Linked DNA regions of Homo sapiens: region 1 is linked to region 2. Evidence: chromatin loops called from intact Hi-C (ENCODE). Cell type or tissue: heart left ventricle. All regions are shown on one strand. Region 1 overlaps PDE7B (phosphodiesterase 7B). Region 2 overlaps PDE7B (phosphodiesterase 7B).

Evidence for each region. A loop is a pair of places that touch in the nucleus more often than their neighbours do. Peaks named below come from ENCODE experiments on the same cell type or tissue, not always from the same donor. Only the 100,000 strongest peaks of a DNase experiment are listed, where the experiment ranks them.
Region 1: a loop joins it to region 2, with 1.8 times the contacts of the local background. A loop is called at or near these places in 2 of 110 quality-filtered maps.

What each region holds. Positions count from the first base shown.
Region 1 is chr6:136,172,917-136,175,416 of GRCh38, reverse strand. PDE7B (phosphodiesterase 7B) reads right to left here. Exons shown (of 13, transcript NM_018945.4): 9 at 1,529-1,620. Among named protein-coding and RNA genes, the nearest start is that of MTFR2, 76 kb to the left of the region's middle. In heart left ventricle, no CTCF peak of the experiment used is centred here; a DNase peak (open chromatin) is centred at 1,431; H3K27ac peaks cover 1,576 bases.
Region 2 is chr6:136,123,488-136,125,987 of GRCh38, reverse strand. The region is part of intron 3 of PDE7B (phosphodiesterase 7B); the gene reads right to left. Among named protein-coding and RNA genes, the nearest start is that of PDE7B-AS1, 52 kb to the right of the region's middle. In heart left ventricle, no CTCF peak of the experiment used is centred here; no DNase peak of the experiment used is centred here.

The sequences.
Region 1 (2,500 bases), 49 kb before region 2:
TTAAAAAGAGCAACTTCACATAGTTCAAACTAACACTTTCCTGAATTTTCCTTACTTTCTACAATTAACCTGCCCTACTTTTAAAATCAGAAAAATGACATTAAAGCATTTACCTGTGATAGAAGGAATAATAATGATTATGATAATGGCTTTTGTAATAAAGTTTTCACATATATTATTGTATAACAATTATTCTTCTGGCAAAAACAATTTATAACACTGTGTTCCACAAAGACACATAAAAATATATTTTTCATTGGAATCCATAGATGTGAAATGAATATTTTAGGAAAGAAATATTGAGTAACAAACAGGATGAATGCAGGTACTGACCAGGAGAAGTCTGGTCACCCCAGAGTCCTTTCCCATTTCCCTTGCATTTTCTTCTTTCCTGTCCTCACTATTCTTCCTTTCCTTCTCCTTCTTTCTTCCTTGTCTCTCTCCTTACCTCCTCTTTTCTTCTTCTCACTTGATCTTTTGCTCTAGTTTTTAGTTCTTTTTGCATTTAATTCTTTCAATCTTTGCAATTTATTATTCTAGTAAGAGGCATAAGTTTTTATTCCATGCACGAGAACTGGTTTTATTTAGTTCCAGGGAGTAAAAATTTATCAGAACTGAAATTCCTCCTGCAAATTTCACATTCCTCTGGGTGCTAGGAAACAGCATGAGATCAAATCAGAGGGCCAGGAATCAATCCACAACCCAGAGTATACTGCTTGTTCAGTTGGGAGACAGCACTTGGTCCTTGACCTCAAGTTATGTGCTTGTCTTGAAGAAGGGTACAGCAATCTATGTACTCTTTTCACCTAGGTTTCTTGGGTTCTGCACGTGTTCATTAAACAGATCAGAATTAATGGTGGCCTTGGAAGACAGTATTAGCAGCTAACTTGGGGCCACCAGGAAAATGAAACAATGGCCTCAGATTTAGTGGGACTCAGCCTACATACCATGGCTATCAAATAGTGAACCAGAAAATGAGTGTCTCCCCTTCTGTTTAAAGTGCAAGAGACGTAAGGTAAATTAATTGGTGAAAAAAATGCTAGGGCCATTTCAATTACTTAGCAAAAGACATTTTAGAAAAGAATTTCTGACTTCTATTTTTGCTGAGACTAGCAATTACAAAATATACTTTTTTGAACTCTAGCTTTAGAATGCCTGGGTTCCTTCTTGATAAATATTTACTATTTGGAGCTACATGGAAGGACAATTTTGCTAAACTAAAGGTCGGGAATTTGGCAAAGTCGAGCACTGATACTGAAGCGTGTGAAAACTGAGAGCTGTTTATTATCCCTTTTCCTGACTGTAGGTCATTGACTCTGCAAGGCCCTTTCAAAGCACACAGAGAGATTTTGGTTTCTGGGTTGCTGTAACTGACACCAAATCTCCTCTGATAGACAGCTCAGTGCAGGCAGGAAGTACAGCCGGGGGGCTCTCTGCCATTCACGCAAAAGGTCCCAAGCCTGCCCTAGAGAAAGTGGCTTATCTTTACTGCATGCACATCAGTATGTTTCATCTCGGCAGCACTTACGTCATTTCCTTTGGCAAATGAGCAAGAAGCCTTGATTCTCGAAGCATGCCAATTGTAGATCGCCAGTGATGATTCTCCAGCACAGACATATTCTAGAAAGAAAGAAAATAAGAGTTATAAATGAGAGGGAAGCCAGATACTGATCTTTCATGCTGAACACAGCTCCACGGACGCTAGCATTTTCCCTCCAGTTTGTACTTGATGACCCAGAGGCAGACCAGGAAAAAAAAACCCAAAAGATAAAACAACCATGAGGTCTAGTCTCAAGGCTGTGATGATGATGGGAGAACAGCAGGGCCTGCGGCTCACCCTCTGCTGCAGGGTTGAATGAGGATCTATTTCCAGCATCATTCACTCCTGCCTCTGCCCCTCTTCCAATAGCTCAGTCAGGCCACGCTAAATGTAAGAAAGAAAGTGAAGCAGTGACAGCTTTCTACATACGGCTAGCCAGTTTTCCCAGCACCATTTATTAAATAGGGAATCCTTTCCCCATTGCTTGTTTTTCTCAGGTTTGTCAAAGATCAGATAGTTGTAGATATGTGGCGTTATTTCTGAGGGCTCTGTTCTGTTCCATTGATCTATATCTCTGTTTTGGTACCAGTACCATGCTGTTTTGGTTACTGTAGCCTTGTAGTATATTTTGAAGTCAGGTAGCATGATGCCTCCAGCTTTGTTCTTTTGGCTTAGGATTGACTTGGCAATGCGGGCTCTTTTTGGTTCGATATGAACTTTAAAGTAGTTTTTTCCAATTCTGTGAAGAAAGTCATTGGTAGTTTGATGGGGATGGCATTGAATCTATAAATTACCTTGGGCAGTATGGCCATTTTCATGATATTGATTCTTCCTACCCATGAGCATGGAATGTTCTTCCATTTGTTTGTATCCTCTTTTATTTCATTGAGCAGTGGTTTGTAGTTCTCCTTGAAGAGGTCCTTCACGTCCCTTGTAAGTTGGATTCCTAGGTATTTTATT
Region 2 (2,500 bases):
ATGATTTTTTTTTAACTTATGAGAATAAGTAGGCTGTAGATTTCCTTTCAAGAGGGTAAAGGATCTATCAAGGTAGTAAAGATTATAAAATGTGCTATAAAAAGGAGGCATTGGGTCTGAGAGGGTTAGAAGTCTTTCTGCTGGGTAAAAACGCCCCGGGAAGGCTGTTGTGTAATGGGTTCCTGTCTGAAGCCTGGGAACACCTTTACAAGAAGAATGGAGTATTTGCTCTGAGTCTCACTGCTCCAAGTAGAAACTAAGGTCAGAGTTTCCTCAATTTCAGTCATGCTCTTGCCTTTAGTAGGGTTTTTACCATATCTGCCTATACCACTACTTACATAATATCTTTTTTAAAAAATCAAATAAATTCATTTTTACCTATATATATATATGTATTCTTTATTTATTTATTTTTTTTAGGGACAGGATCTTTGCCCTGTCTCCAGGTTGGAGTGCACTGGAGCAATTGTATCATAGCTCACTGTAGCCTTGACCTCCTGGATTTAAGTGATCTTCCCACCTCAGCCTCCTGAGTAGCTGGAACTACATGTGTGCACCACCATGCCTGACTAATTTTTTAATTTTTTTAAGAGATGTCTTTTCCCAGGCTGATCTCAAACTCCTGCCCTCAAGCGATCCTCCTGCCTTGGCCTCCCACAGTGCTAATTCACGAGTGTGAGTGACCATGCCCGGGCCCTTACTTACATATAACTTATATAAAATTAGTATCAATAAAAAACAGATTTGACGTGCTAATTACATTTTCTCTAGTACATGTTAAAATATACATGTAACGATTATAGTAAAAGATAAAAGGTTGTTTCTGTAACAAAAATATCGCCTGTGTTCCCATACCACGCTTTGGGAAATGGTGCTATAAAGGATTAAAGATTTGGAAAATATGACTTAAGGATAAAGGATGATCTAGTCACACCCTATAATTTTCTTTGTTTAGAAAAGACAAATTCTCCTTTTACTAAAATCCTCAATATTGTACTTTAAATATTTGTTTTATCACAAATACAAATAATTTGATATGTATGTAATATCACACCCATTCCACATATTGATAATCTTCACAAATATGCTGTTTGCTAAACTCTTCTTGGAAAAACTTCACACAATAGGGCAAACTCTCCAGCTGCTGTTGTCAGCATGTTATATATAATTTAACTTTAGTAAAAATAAAATACGCCATCCATAGCAACAAGTCATTTTGAATAAATGCCTTCAATATTTATTAATTCAACAAATATCTGTCAAGATCCTGCTATGTGAAAAAAAGCATTGTTCTGGGGACTAGGATATAGCAATGAACAAAATAAAGTCCTTTTCCTTGTGGAACTTATATTTTATTCACATAATATGAAAAGGGAGCTAATTTGATTTCCATTAGTCCTAAGAAGGAAATAGCTGAGGGCACAGCATTACTCTCCATATGGACTAGATGACTGAAACTTGGCCTCAGGGGATGTGGACACTTGATACTGTCATTTGACATTGTTTTATATAGCAAAGTGATTTTAATGTTCTTTCATTTGCATAGCTTTTCTAACAATATACTATTTTGTCGATGCTTTGCTTATATTTCTCAGTCCCATTTAAAATTGGGTTGCACAATTTTTTAAAAAATATTTTTCATCTTTTTAAAATTTTTATTGCTGTCATTTTTCTTCCCAGTGTATAAAATTGCACTCCACAATTTGGGCAGAATTTTAAAATTTTTAAATTCTTCCACCTAAGTTTTTATTTTTTATATATAATTTAAATTGCCCTGAATTCACCTTTGAGTCATACTTTTTCAATTTTCATGCCATTAATATTACTGATAAATGGTTACCAGGGCCTCTTAATTAGTATTTAAAGGAGTATAAGTATTCATTTTCTTAACCTTCTCTACTTAAGACACTTAAAAACTCATAACAAAGGGTGATTTAAGATGGTGAGAACTGTTCAATAGAAAGTTCAAAAATAAGAGACTCACTCTTGTCATAAGACTATGGTGACATGTCTTAATTTCTAGAGAGTGGGTGTTTCTTATACATCCAGCTATTAATGTTAGATAAAATTAATCTATTGTATTACTCTATTAGTCATTTCCAAACAGCTGAAATAAAAACCCACTGATTTATTTTCAAAATCTCAGGTGGTACCACTGGCCTTAATTGGTTCAGCAAATGGAAATTGCAACAATAAGAAAGCTAAACTCTTCACAAAGATTGTTTTGAAGTTCCAGTTAATAATTGCTGTTTAAATTAATTGACTCTGAAACATTCTAAGATTCTGAGAAGTCATGAGTCACTGGGGAAGAGTTAAGTTATGCCTCAAATAGCTTTTGTGTTAGGAGTTTTTGATTATGCTATAATTCTTTCAAAACAGGTTATCCTTGTTTGGCAATTCCCAGCGAAGAGACCATTTGACCAACTAGAACTTGCTTGTCCTTTAATATATTAGGCAGCACTTATCTTTGAAGACATTTCCTTCTGAGATGTTATAATCT